2 separate regions of the Mus musculus genome follow, and region 1 is linked to region 2. Evidence: chromatin contacts called from ENCODE POLR2A ChIA-PET data. All regions are on one chromosome and are shown on one strand. The core of a region is the stretch at or near the end of the contact, and the rest is flanking DNA. Distances in the headings are between cores, read along the strand shown.

What was found. ChIA-PET counts read pairs that join two places held with the same protein, here RNA polymerase II (POLR2A).
Region 1: POLR2A ChIA-PET joins it to region 2 with 19 read pairs in Patski. The contact joins the promoter of Tmem86a here to the promoter of Uevld in region 2. POLR2A ChIA-PET finds 5 or more read pairs at or near these places in 2 of 5 experiments (Patski and embryonic stem cell).

Annotation. Positions count from the first base shown.
Region 1 is chr7:47,048,122-47,054,594 of GRCm38, reverse strand. Tmem86a (transmembrane protein 86A) reads right to left here and starts at 3,955. Exons shown (of 3, transcript NM_026436.3): 1 at 3,794-3,955; 2 at 1,481-1,745; 3 at 1-1,182. The coding sequence starts at 3,814. The coding sequence ends at 743.
Region 2 is chr7:46,953,241-46,960,278 of GRCm38, reverse strand. It overlaps Uevld (UEV and lactate/malate dehyrogenase domains), which reads left to right and starts at 1,761. Exons shown (of 12, transcript NM_001040695.1): 1 at 1,761-1,888; 2 at 4,577-4,661; 3 at 5,190-5,255. The coding sequence starts at 1,847. It overlaps Gm39012 (a long non-coding RNA gene), which reads right to left and starts at 2,396. Exons shown (of 2, transcript XR_882075.3): 1 at 2,016-2,396.

The DNA of each region.
Region 1 (6,473 bases), core at 2,706-5,205, 92 kb before region 2:
GAGCTGGGTTAAGCACCCCTCAGGAGCTCTCTGAGGCCTGCAACTTTAAGTCTTTTGCAGACAGTAGGACAAAGACATATAGTTGGAGACTGGCCCCTTCCTTTGGCATGGTCCACCCTAGCCCTGGGGACAGAGACTGGGGGTGATGGTATGAGGCCTGAGCTGGCCTGTGAGAGAACAAGGACCAATCTGAAACCTTGGTGCCCTCAAGCTTCCAGACCAACCCAGTCCTTCTACCATGGAGAGACAGCCATTGCCACTTAAAAGACTGCTGAAGTAACGAGGTTGGACACAGAAAACCAGGCTCCACCTTCAACCAGTCTTCCCAACTAGGGAGCCTGGGGAAGGAGCTTTCAGGACTCCTCATTCGTGGGTCATCTTGGAAGAGAAAAGGTGGGAATGGAGGGGCCTGGCACTGCCATTGGTCCTGGGCGTAAGAGAGAGTCACACTCTTGCATCTAATAAAAAGAGAGGGGTCAAAAAGCACCACCACCTTCCAGGAGGGCTTTGACAGTCCTGATGAGGTGAGGAGATGTCTACCTCTGACTCAGGTGAGGGATGTGAGGCTGCCTCTTTGAGCTCTCCGGGTCATCCTGGACTACCAGCTTTCCTGGGAGCCCCTTCAGCTTACCCCCCTTCAAGACTGCCCCTTTCCCAGAAGCCGCCTGCTGGTCCAGCTCCTGCATGACCCCAAAGTCTGGGCCCCCAGCCCCAAGAGAAAGGTGAGCAGACCCCAGTCCCTTCAGTCGGCCTTGCTCAGTCTGTAGTCTTCTCCCACTGGCTCTCGGCTCTCGACAGCTGACAGGGCAATGAGCATCTGAGCAGCATAGTAGGTAGACATGATCAGTGCCCGGGAGTAGGGCACGGGGAAGCAGAACTTGTTGAGAGCGATGGTCAGGTCCGAGAGGATGAAGAGCAGAGCACCACCGCCGGCCGCCAGCTCTGTCCACCGCCAGGCTGCCCCAACCAACCGCAGCCCTGCCATAGCTCTCCAGCCCATGAAGCTGATGAGGGCCACATAGACCCCCACCAGGTAGGTGAAAGCACCTGACAGGCCAGGGTAGAGCAGGGCATAGCACAGGCCTGACAGCACTCCGATCACCAGGCCTGTCCGCAGAGCCAGTGGCCGCATGCCAAAGGCCGCGGCGTAGAGGATGTGTGCCACGGCAAACATCAGGAGACCTGAAAGGGCGAGAGGATAAAGACTGCTAAAGGAAGGTTTGTGGCTAAAGAGTACTTGAGAGCTTGAGAGAAGGGGACTGGGGATAACCCAGCAGCTTTCCCCCGGGCGCCTAAGAGGGGGTAAGAACAGCCATAGTTTTAAACTCACACTCTCACACTCTCCTTTACAGAACTGGTCCCCAGCCTCAGAAACTCTCCAACTCCCTGTTCCCTCTTCTGCAGCCTCATCCTACCCCAACCAGGACCCTTTTTCGTCCAGCCCCAAGTACCCACCCAGGCAATTCCTGTAACTACTGACCATGTTCAAAGTATCCGTGGTCCTGCCAGATGAGGAAGGCATCACCCACAGCAGAAAAGACAAGTCCCACGAAGATGAGGGAGGCACTGGGGTGAGCCAGCAGAAACCGAACACCATGAGCCAGAAGAAAAAGCCAGAGGCAAAAGATGGGCAGGCACTTGATAAGGGCGCTGACCCACGATGGGCTGGATGAAGGCAGCCAGAGCACAAAATACACACAGGTAGCCTTAAAGAAGGGCACCAGTTTGGGTCCTTCGCTCTTCACCTGGAGGAGACAGAACAAGGACAACACTCAGAGGTTAGGGGCACAAAAGCCCACAGTGAGATCTAAAAATCTTACACCTTTCCCCAAGGCTGCAGTGCACACCCCAGCCCTATACCACTGAGAACAAAGAGTTCTGACAGAGAAACCTAGCCTGTCTGGCTCCAAGCAGCCAGCAGGATGTGAAAGCCATTATCACCCTGAGGCTCAATTTACCAGGACAGGCAAGGGCTCCACTGTCCAGTCACTCTGGTCCACTGTAGGTCCTGGAACTTGGCCAGAGTCGTCACTCACTGAGCCAACAGTGCCGATTAGGATACTCCTTTCTGCAGCCCAGCCCTGTTCCCTCCTGGCTCTCTGCTCTCCCCTTCTCCAGGCACCCCTTACCACCTCTCCCTGTCAGCCTAAGCTCCCAGCTGTGTGGAACTGGAGTAAGGTCACAGGGAAACCACAGAAATGCACTGACTGGCCAACTCATGACCCAAGCTTTAGAGCCAGGACTCGGGCTTAAAGCCCTGGCAACACCAGGTGAGTGTCAGGAATGTAGGGGTGACAGTACCTCCACCCCACAAGCTTTCTGTCCTGCCTGCCCCCGCCCCGACCTTCCACTCTACCTATGTCAGACTAAAGGTGGCATCAAGGACAAAGAGAGGTGCTAGGGATGCTGGGAAGAGAACTAGATCTGTGTTGGGAGAAGAAACAGTGTTTGAAAGGCCAGAGGTTTCCAGGCTAGGAAAAGGGGATGTTGGCCATTTCTTTCCCAGAGAACAAGAGCAACTTGAGGCACCAGAGACAGGAAGGGGGGTGGGGAGGGCTTCTGATCTGGAGCCAGCAGACAGGCTGGGAGGAGATGGGGAACTGAGAGGGGGAAGTTGGCCAGCTGACTGGGTCTCAGCTGGATTAGGGGGAGGGCAGCTAAAGAAAGGTTTTACTCAAGGCCACTGCAGGCAGAGTCTGAGCAGGGGGAGGAGATTCTGCAGATGTTCTGTGGTCTCCCGAAGCTCCTTCCCCTGGCCTGCAAGTTCAGGGTTTCTGAGCATGAATTGGAGCAGTTGAGGTTCCCTATAGACCCATACTCCAACAAAAGTGCTCTGACTGTGTGTGAGCAAGCCACTCCACACAGGACTCTGAAGGGACAAGACACTTAGATCCCCTGGCAACCAGGTACCTGATGCAACTAGGAAAGGGTAGAGAAGAGACATATAGTGGGTCCAGAGTACAAGCCTGCTCTTGTTTTTCCAGAGGTTAGAGATGGGAGCAGAGTTGACACTCCCTTCCCATGGAAACTCCCTTATCAGGGATAGTCAGAGTGAGGGCAAGGCCAAAGGGAGGAAACGGGGGGGGGGGGGGGGGGGAGGGATGCCCAGCTCCACCTGTCAGCCTTCAGAAACATCACCTTTGCATGCCCAGCTCCACCTGTCAGCCTTCAGAAACATCACCTTTGCTCCCCCTCCCCCTACTCCCCAGACCCATATTTCCTAGAAGAAACTGGCAGTAAGTGGTGAAATCATGACAGTCAGAGAAGCCAGCCTTAGAAGTGTGAAGAGACAACTCAAAGGCTGGAGTTGAGAAAGTCTGGAAAGGAGGTCAGGTCAACAGAGAGAGGTCCACCTTCACCTATCGCCTGAACAGCGTTACTAAGACAGAGGCGTCACCTCCTGCACCTACAATATTAAGAGAAACTTGGGGCATTCCCAGGAAGTCGGCACCCCCCTGCACCCTCTCGAATGCTTCCCTGAGGGTCCACCACACAGAACCCTAGGGCCTGCAGCATCCAGTTCCAGGCCAAGACCTGCAGACCCGCTCCAGACACTCATGGATCAACAGTCACGCTTCCGAGTCACGTGCACAATGTTTTCCTCCCTCCCGCGGGCAGACGAGGGGCGCGCGTAGGAGGGACGCTACAAGAGTGAGGAGCTAAAAACCGTGACAGCAGCCGCTTCCCCGGAGGGGACAGCACCTTCCTCCGCCCCCCTCGGCGGCCCGGCTTGCCGCTGCCTCGTCCCAGGCCCGGGGGGCTTGGCCGCGGGCTCGCGCGCTCGCGCACTCACCACAGTGACCGGAGACACCATGGCGGCGGCGGCTGCGGCTGCGGCTGCTGGCACCCGCTCCGGGTTGCACCACCAGGACGCACCCAGAGCCAGGTGAGCAGACGACCGAACAAAGCTGGGGTGAAGCACAATACCTCCCGCGCGCTGGGCGCTCAGAGTACTGTCTGTGAACCCGACGACGTCACCACAGACCCAGCCAATGAACGGGCCGAAGCCTCGTATGGGCGGAGCCCTGCTGGCGGCGCCGGCCGGGCTCCCTCTGTTTCTGCGTTGAAAAGGAGATCCTCCCACCCCCGGGCGTGGGCGTGGCCTTCAGGCCACGCCTCTTAGGGAGGCGTGCCAGGGCATCCCGGAACGTGACGGCGACCCCCAAGGTTGGATAGCCAGCCTGGCTAAGAGACAGGCACACCACTGACCCGGAGCACAGCGAGATGCATCTTCTCTTAACACCGGAACAAAAAGCAAAGGCAGATTCTCGTCAACCTTTAAACATACCATCTAGGCGGATGCAATTCCTTTAAGACATGTCTTTGACAATGTCCCAATGTGTCCCAATGGACACAGAGGATCAACAGACACTCAACGTTCAGCATGGTAAGAGATATGTATCCAGGCACACAATATACTATATAGACTCGTAGTAGCATTAAGCACGCGTGGACACTTGTACACTAAACAAATAAAGCTACAGAAAGGGAGCTGTGGGTTGACCATCATCCTTCACCGTACCATGAAAGACACGATGAAAGCAAGCAGCAGCCTGTATGTGGACCCCATAACAGCAATGAGTAAACAAATTACAGGCACTAGGTTGCCTTGAACATACACCCCTCACAGCTGCAGCAACGGTGACCAAAAGACCCAAAGGCGTGTAAACTGGCTGCCAGAAAAACAATAAAATGGTTATAATACTAGTGGTTTGAAGCATGTTTAGAAGTATGTGTTCAGAATTTGGTGGATTGGCAAGGAGTCAAATGGACTGCAATGCGGCTGTGTTTGCCACTTCCATAGCCTTTGCCTCTGTAGCCTAGATTTCCTCAACTGTAAAATGCATGGGTGACCTCTAAGGCTCTGCTCAATCCAGACACGTTGTGTAGGATGAAGAAGGGGAAAGGTACCTGGTTTCGGGAAGTACAAGTCTATCTAGCAGGCTACATGGGGATGCAGGTTTCCAAATACATCCAAAAGGGTAGGAATGTGGTCTGTAATATACACAAAGCTTTCAGCGGTTGGAAAGGCAAAGAACGCTGGCCACTCCTGAGATGGGGATACAGGGCTGTATACTAGACCCCAACCTCGTGCTGGCCAGGGAGAGACACATACTGAACTCTCCAGTGAGCTCTTCCTGAGGTCATTCTCTTCATTTCCCCCTCCAGGCCTTCCCCAGCCATCCTGGTCCCTAAACTACCGACCTGACATCCCCTCAGAGAGGGACAGCCCTTTTCCTAGTGACAGTATTGACAACCGAAAATTCCAAATGTCATCCAAAAAAGGTGAGAGTCAAGGTTTGAGGGAGGGGAGTCACATGCCTAATCTCTAGGCACACTCATGTTTTTTCCTAGTTAGCAGCTTCTCACCTACATTATCTGAATGAGCAATGAGAATGGCTGCCCCCAAGGCTTTGTCATATACACTATTACCAAATGTGTTGCTCAGAAAGAACATTGAACTGAAAGCAACACGGACTTGGCCCCTCCTTGCCTGGGACTTACTGGTGGTGTAATTGGGCACACGCTACTCCATCTTTGGAGCCTCAGTCTCCCATCAACAGGTTATAAAATCACCACACGCATTTACAAACCTTCCCATGTCACTTAAGGGTGTAGTCAAGCCAGGCATTTTTGTTTCTCTGGACCCTAGTTTGCCTAATTATAAAGATGAGACTGTGAACTTTTAAGAGGATTTCTCTTACTAGGGGAAGAGTGAATGTAGTTGAGGTCAGAGTTGTCAGAACTCCCGGACGTGGTATACAAGCATCTGTGAATTGCCCGAATGGCAACTCTGCTGGGACCAGAACTCTGGTCCTCTGCAAGAGCAGTGCTTTAACCCACCAAGCCATCTCTCCAACCCCTGAGACCGTAAACTTTAATAGTTGGGGCCAGCCAAAATTACTGGAGACCAACATGTTGTTGGTCATAGTGGCACACACCTCTAATCCCAGCACTCAGGAGGCAGAGCTAGGTGGATCTCTTGAGTTTGAGGCCAGCCTGGTCTACATAGTGAATCCAAGATAGCCAGGGTTCTGTTACACAAGAGAAAGAAAAAAAGAAAGTCAATGTCCTACCTTAGCCCTACTAATTCACCAATTGTCATAAGCTTCATATACAAATACCTAAAGATACAAAAAAATAAAAGGTCTAAAAATGTTATTCACAGGATTTTACTACCAGTAGGCAAAGTAATTACATAAGTAGGTGGCCCACAAAAGCATAGCACCACTCCTCCGTGCCACTTCTAAGACTGCCCTCTTGCCCATTCAGAGTTGTTTGTTGTTTTGTTTTGAGACAGAGTCTCACTGTATGGCTCTGGGTAACCTGGAACTCTATGTAAATTAGGCTGGCACTAAACATACAGAGATCAGCTGCCTCTGCCTCCCAACTGTTGAGACTGAATGTGTGTCACCATACGCAGTCCAGATATTTCCTTGGTCCTTCCCTCTGCCCTGGGAGCCCAAGCCCTA
Region 2 (7,038 bases), core at 512-3,011:
TGTTGGGGACTGGAGAGATGGCTCAGCCGTTAAGAGCACTGACTGCTCTTCCAGAGGTCCTGAGTTCAATTCCCAGCAACTACATGGTGGCTCACAACCATCAGTAATGGGATCTGATGCCTTCTTCTGGTGTGTCTGAAGATAGCAACAGTGTACTCACATACAATAAATAAATAAATCTTTAAAAAAAAAAAAAAGAGTGCCTGGTGTCAGAAAAGGGTAGGAGAGGGAGGGCACAAGGGCATCAGATCCCCTAAAATTAGAGTTATACATAGCCTTGAGCTGCTATGTGGGAATTGAACCTTGTTCCTGTTCAAGAACAGCAACTGCCCTTAACAGCTAAACCATCTGTCTACCTGCCTGCATTTAACATTTTGCAATTAAATGTGTGTCTATGTGTGTTCATGTGTGTGCACATGCATGTGTATGTGTGTGTGTGTGTATGTGTGTGTGTGTGTGTGTGTGCGCGCGCGCGCGCGTGCACATGAGTGCAGGTGCCCTGGAAGCCCAGAGATGCCCTATACCCCTGGAGCCAGGGTTACAGTTGGCATAACTACTGAGCCATCTCTCTAGCCCCAGGAGTCTGCACTTCTAACAAGTTATTGTGAGTGTTCTATGCCAGAGACAAAGATGGATTTTGCTAGCTATAAAGCTGGAGGAACCTCAACTCAGGGGGTCTCACCTCAGCTGCAGCAGGGATCTTGACTGCTACTGCACAAAGACTTTGAGGAGATATTAGAATGAAAAAGATAGTTCATTAAGCAGAAATACAAGGCACACTTAAAATATTATGTGGCTTAAGGAGAATGAGCTATAAGATTGCTTTTTCAATGTGGTGGTATACTTATTTCTTCATAGAATTCTTCTAAGGTAAGTAATATTATAAGGTGATTTATGAAGACCATATAGACATGGATCAAAAGAATAAAAGCCATTTTGCTATGTGTAGGTCAAGACTGATGTGTTTTGATTCTAAGCATAGCTTACTAGCCATTTTAATAATCTTGTTAGTGACACTTGTCAGGAAAAAGAGTCTTATTTCTGTGCAGTTGGTTTTTGGTTAGTCGTGACAATATTATTTTTGAAATTTGTTTTTACTTTATGTGTACGGGTGTTTTGCCTGCAAGTACAGTGCAGAAGTAGCTCACCACGAACACGCAGCGCCCAGAAGAGGGTGTGAGAAGCTATTCAACTGGAGTTATAGGTGGTTCTCACTCTGTGTAGCCCTGGCTGTCCTGGAACTCACTTTGTAGACCAGGTTGGCAGAGACCAGCCTGACCCTGTCTCCTGAATGCTGGGATTTAAAATCGTGCGTCACCATCACCCGGCAAAACCTTGATTTTGAACATTAAAATTCGGCTACACTTTTTGACTTTGATAATTCTCCCCCACCCCCCAATTTTGTGCTGAATTCTAGTCTCCCAGGAAACTCGCATGTCGCTTGCATCTGTTCGTTCTTTGGTTCTTCCTAGCTAAATTCCCACCCCCACCCCACCCACCCCCAGCAAGCGGGCGGTATTTTTCCACCTCGCAGGGCGCTCCAGTCCCCGGAGCCCTGGGCGGCTGTCAGTCTCTAGTTTAGGGTAAAGGTAGATGCAGAACCCGCGGGAGTCCTCGGACTGGAAAGGGCGGGGTGGGACGGGGCGGGGCTCTGAGATCTGGTCTCCGGGTCTAGTCGATACCTGACTGACGGGGCGCGGCGTCTGGATGCATCCTACCCGAGCTCCGCCTACTGCAGAAGGCGGGGACCGTCCTCTGCGGAAGTTTGGGCCCGTGCGGCCTCCGTTCCCAGCGTGTTTTGAAACAAGCCCAGTGACTGCGGCCGAAGAACGCGCCCCTGCTGACCATGGAGTTCGACTGTGAGGGCGTGAGACGGCTGCTAGGCAAGGTGCAGGCAGGTCGGGGGGCGGACGGGACCTAGCATTCTCGTCACTGCGCGTCGCCCCAGCCCATTCCCCCCACCCCATGTCCTTTTTTCCAAGATTGTTTTGTCGTTTTGACACACCCATACATACTCTTTCCCAGGCTGGCCTGGAAGTCGCGGCAATCCTCCTGCTTCAGCCTCCCGGTGCTGGGGTCACAGGCAGGCGGTGCCTCGCCCCCCTTGAATGAGTCACTCCCTGCTAGTGTCTCTACCTGCTTTGAGAAATCCGGGTTATCACCTTGTGGAAGCCATTCTCCGCCGTGCTTCCTCCTGGAGCGTTTGTGACTGTACACTGTACTCTTGTCTCTGTAGTCCTCTCATCTAGCACTGTGGTCACATTGTAGGTACTCACAACGAGAACCCCGCAGACGCGAGTGCAGGCCTGGACAGGGCTTTACTGTGGAAAGGTGGATGGAGGTTTCTTCCACCCTCAAGTCTCTACCCACCCCACCCCCAGGCTGTATGCTCAGCATTCCTGACTCCCGCCCTCGAGCATACTAGGGCTGTCTAGTTCAGAGGTTACCTTGTTTAGTGATCCTGGCCGTTCAGATTGCCCTGGAAGAGCCCTGAAACATGATTCTGTGCTGATATTCTTGGACGTAGGGGGTGTCTCTTTGTCGGGACAGTTTTTACACTTGTAAGAGTTTTAAGAGCTCCTAAAGTTGAAATCGTGTATGTAGTTGATTCTGATGGTTTAGCTTACAGTTACAGGTGTAGGTTGATTGAGTTGGTTGTAAGACTTCTCATTTGCAAAAAGAAAAAAGAGAAAAAGAAGCCTGGTGTGGTGGCACACGGCTTTAATCCAGGCACTCAGGAGGCAGAAACAGGTAGCTCTCTGTGAGTTGAGGCCAGCCTGCTCTACATAGTAAAGTTCTGGACAGCCAGGGCTACATAATGAGACAAAATACAAAAAAAAAATCTAGACCAGGCTGGCCTCAAACTCACCAAGATTCTCCTGCCTCTGCCTAGCAAGGGCTTGGGATCAAAGGCATTCATCAGTACAGCTGCCCTGTGAAGCTGAGACTGTGTTCCAGTCCACAGCAGTGCAGATAGGTACGGGGGAGTTCTGAGTTCCCCACGTCCTCGCCAGCACTTACTGTTGTCTCATTTTGATTATGGTTTGTATCTTGATTATGCTGCGATTTCGCCAAACTTTTTTGTTCATTTCCAAGGTTATTGTGGCTGTTCTAAGTCTCACGAGTGTCCATATCAATTGGTGTTTAATGGTGAGGTATGTGTGTGCTGCAGACCAAAACCAGGCCTTCTGGATATCCTAAGCAACTGCTTTATCGTTTAGATACATCTCCAGCCCAGTTTTCAGACTTTTGTAACAGCTGAAGTTTCACTAAGGGATTACGCCAAACCTTTCGGGAAATGTGATGATCATGACGATCTTAGATCCACAAACACAGGATACTTTCCCACTTAAAACAGTTTTCCAAGCCAGGTCTTCAATCCCAGCACTTGGGAGGCGGAGGCAGGCAAATCTCTGTGAGTTCGAGGCCAGTCTGGTCTACGAAGTGAATTCTAGGACAGCCAGGGCTACACAGAGGAACCTGTCTTGAAAAACCGAAAAAACAAAACAAACAACAACAACAAAAAAAAAACCTTTCCATTTTATTTCTTCCAACAGTGGTAGGTTTTCAATATCCCTTCTGTACCTTTCTGAACTGATTTCCAAGTAGTTTTATTCGATTTCCATGATGTTGATAAACTGCCTCCTCTCAATTAATCCTCATGGTGAGCCTCGGGAGTGGGTAGGATTTTTCTTTGTAGGTAAGAAAATAAGTTGAGAGAAGTTACATGATGGCGCCCACAAGGCCACAAAGAAAGACAGGGAGAGGCAGTTCACCAGCTTGTAGCAAACTCTTGCTTGTATTTCTTTCCCCTGTAAAATCTAAGATACCAGCTGGAGGCGGACAAGGGAAAGTCAAGTTGTCTCTAGTGAAGGAGGCATTCAGACAAAAGGGCTGACAGGTTGGTGAGACAGCTGCCATCAAGCAGGACACCCTTGAGCTTGGTCCCTGGAAGCCTGGGGTTGGAAGGAAGAGCTGATTCCTGCGAGTGTCCTCTGCCCTCCACATCAGCACCCACACTTACATACCTGCATTAAATTAGTAAATTAAAATGTAGTTAAAGACAGGTGGATCTTGAATGCTCATGAGTGGTTCATCATGTACTGTCCCACAGGCTCTCGGGGTGTTTGGAGGCATTTAGACTTAACTGATCAAGGCCCAGAGCTTGGGGTTAAGCTTGGTGTTTAATACCTTGCTTTGGTATCCAACTTAGCAAATTGCATGGATTCTCTAGATTTCTTTTTTTTTTTTTTTTTTTTCTTTTTCTATCAAGTGGAGCACCTGTAAACTCTCCGTGCTCCTCAGAACTATGGTTTCAATGATGAAACCAGAAATCCTTGATGATGGATGCCTGTGTTCCTGGCATCTAGGGGGCGGAGACGGGAAGGGAAGATGGATGGCCAGCTTGAGGTCCGCCTGAACTGTAAAGTGAGACCCTGCCTCGCATTCATAATGAGTCAAACTCTGGTGACACCTGTGGTGGTAAAGCGCTTGGTCCTTGTCCCACAGCAGGTATTTAGTCTTGTCCGTCCGTAGCTCTGTCTTCATTCCGTGCTGCTCATTGCTCTCATTTCAGTACAAGTTCAGGGATCTGACTGTGGAAGAGCTGAAGAATGTGAGCGTGTCTTTCCCGCACTTCAGATACTCCGTGGACACCTATGGTATGAATAGTGTCTTCTAGTCCTCGCTGCATTATTTGGGTTATTAATTATTTGGCCTAAAGAGCTTCCGTTTTTATTTCTCTTCTTTTAATCTCAGAACTTGCGATGTAGCTAAGGGATGGCCTTGAACTTCCGATCCTCATCCTGCAGCTCCTGAGTGCTGGGATTGCAGGCAGGCACTGCCACTCCCTGCTTTCTTTGGTGATAGACGTTGAAGCCAGGGCTTTGTATATACTAGCCAAGTACTCTACCAACCGAGCCCCACTCCACCGTCTGTGGTTTTGAGACATGATTGGTTTGCATTCCTTTGCTGGTCTGGTAGCGGTCTTGAGCTCATGACTGTCCTTCTGCCAACGCCTCTCAGGGGCTGGGGTGACAAGTGTAGGACATTATGCCTGGCAACTTATATGTCTCTTAAGAAAGGAAGGTGGGCATCAGATTTGGACTTGACTGTCAAAGTTTTGTGTTCTTACACTTCCCTTTGCTAGTCTCTACTTCTGACTGACATTTTGGAACTTTGTCTTCTAGTTTTCAAAGATACATCCCAAAAAGACCTGCTGAATTTCACCGGTACAATTCCTGTGATGTATCAGGGTAAGTACGGAAGCTAGTTCTTTGGTGTGCACTGCTCTGAACGTGTCTTTACATATACCTGAGGTGTCTGCTCGGGACCTTACTAGGTCTGGCAGGATCCTGTAGACGACAAGGAAAGCCTAGATTAATTTTAAGTCCATGTAACAACTTGTCAAATAGTGCCTGTTAGGCTGGTGGGTTGTGAGACCAGAAGAGAGGGTGAGAGACAGAGACTTGCTCTGGGGAGAGAGCCTTGCTCTCAGTAATGGAGGGCCAGGGTCCTGTGTGTTCCTATTGATGCCTGTGCCTGTCCCCGCTTTCCTTCTCTGTGATGTGGCGCTCTACCTGTTCTGTGGGTAAGACTGAATCTCAGCCTGGTCACATGATCGAGCAAACACAGCCAGTGTCGCAGTGCATTCCGAGACATTTTAGAGTTAGGTGACAGGTTGAGATAATGAGGATTTACTCAAAAGGAAAGGAATTATAATTATTATTATTATTAAGCATTTCTTAACTGTTCCCTGCTTACTGTTCAGCAATGTAACCTTTGGTATAGAAGGTTGCTTAAACAATATCATTTGAAGAACACCAGCAAAGCTCTGTTTTCAAAAGACTTCTCTGAAGTAGTGCCCACAATTCCACCATTAAACATTTGTTCTTGCTGCGTGTAGAGGAGGACATTTGTAATCCTGGACTCAGGATGCTGAGGCAGGAGAGTTGAAGAGCAACCTGAGTTACATACTAAGACTCTGTCTCAAATGAAACAAAATGTCATTCATTTACAGTGCAGATCTCCCCAGAAAGAGTAACCGCTGCTGATACAGAATGACTGATGCTTGCTAGCAGTTCTTGGGAAGTGTAGCTCACAGTTAGTTTACTTGTTACTGACTGGAAGGCACAGGAACAAATGAACTCAGTAGGCGTTTGAAAGAGTTGATACACAGAGAAGAGGGCTTTAGGAGATCAAATCACACGGGGAGAAAAGTCTCTCAGAAAGCGTTCAGCATGGGACAGTAGGATTTTGAAAGACCAGGCATTTCTGTACATTAATTTCTAAACCAAGGCCAGCCTCGCTAATTCCTGTCTCCCCACCAGTGGTGGCATTTATAAGAAGTGTGCTGAGGCTTTTCTTCTGCCTGTGACTGAAGATGAAAGCCTTGGCTTTGAGGCAGAACTCGTCTGTCTTTGCTTTGCTTTACTTCTGTCCTGCCAGGATCTCCTCCTGTCTTCTGGCTGTCAGAACTGCACTCACCCCACAAGTTGTTTCTTGTATTCTGTACTTTGCTTGGGTGGATGTTAAGAAGAAACAGAGGGAATGAGGAAAGAGAAGAGGGGCCAGGAAGTTGAGTCCCGTAGTTCCATTTTGAGGCAAGAGAATAATTCTTATTACTTTGCTGATTTCAATTTTATCATTTTAATAATCACTGCCTAGTAGCATTTCATTTTCTAGGTATTGTAGTATCCCTCACGAAGCTGAGTTCAACCCCTAAATGTGCAAACCGCTAGCTATGCTCCACGCCACACCCCAGCCCCATCAGTACTGTGCAGTCCACTGATATTCTGCTTTTCGAACAGGCATGTAGTTAAGCCATCGACCCTTATGCCAAGTCTTCCTTGAAGTAGTCATGCTGGTTGCAGTACTCTGTCTACCCCAGTACTGGAAATCAAACCCGGGGCTCCACACATTCATGACAGGCTATCCAACTCCCTGCTTCTACCTTGAGCAGTTACTACCTCTGGAGGAATGTGATGGTATATCTTTGTACCTGGTCACTTTATGGTCTTTGGTCTCATAATTTTGTAA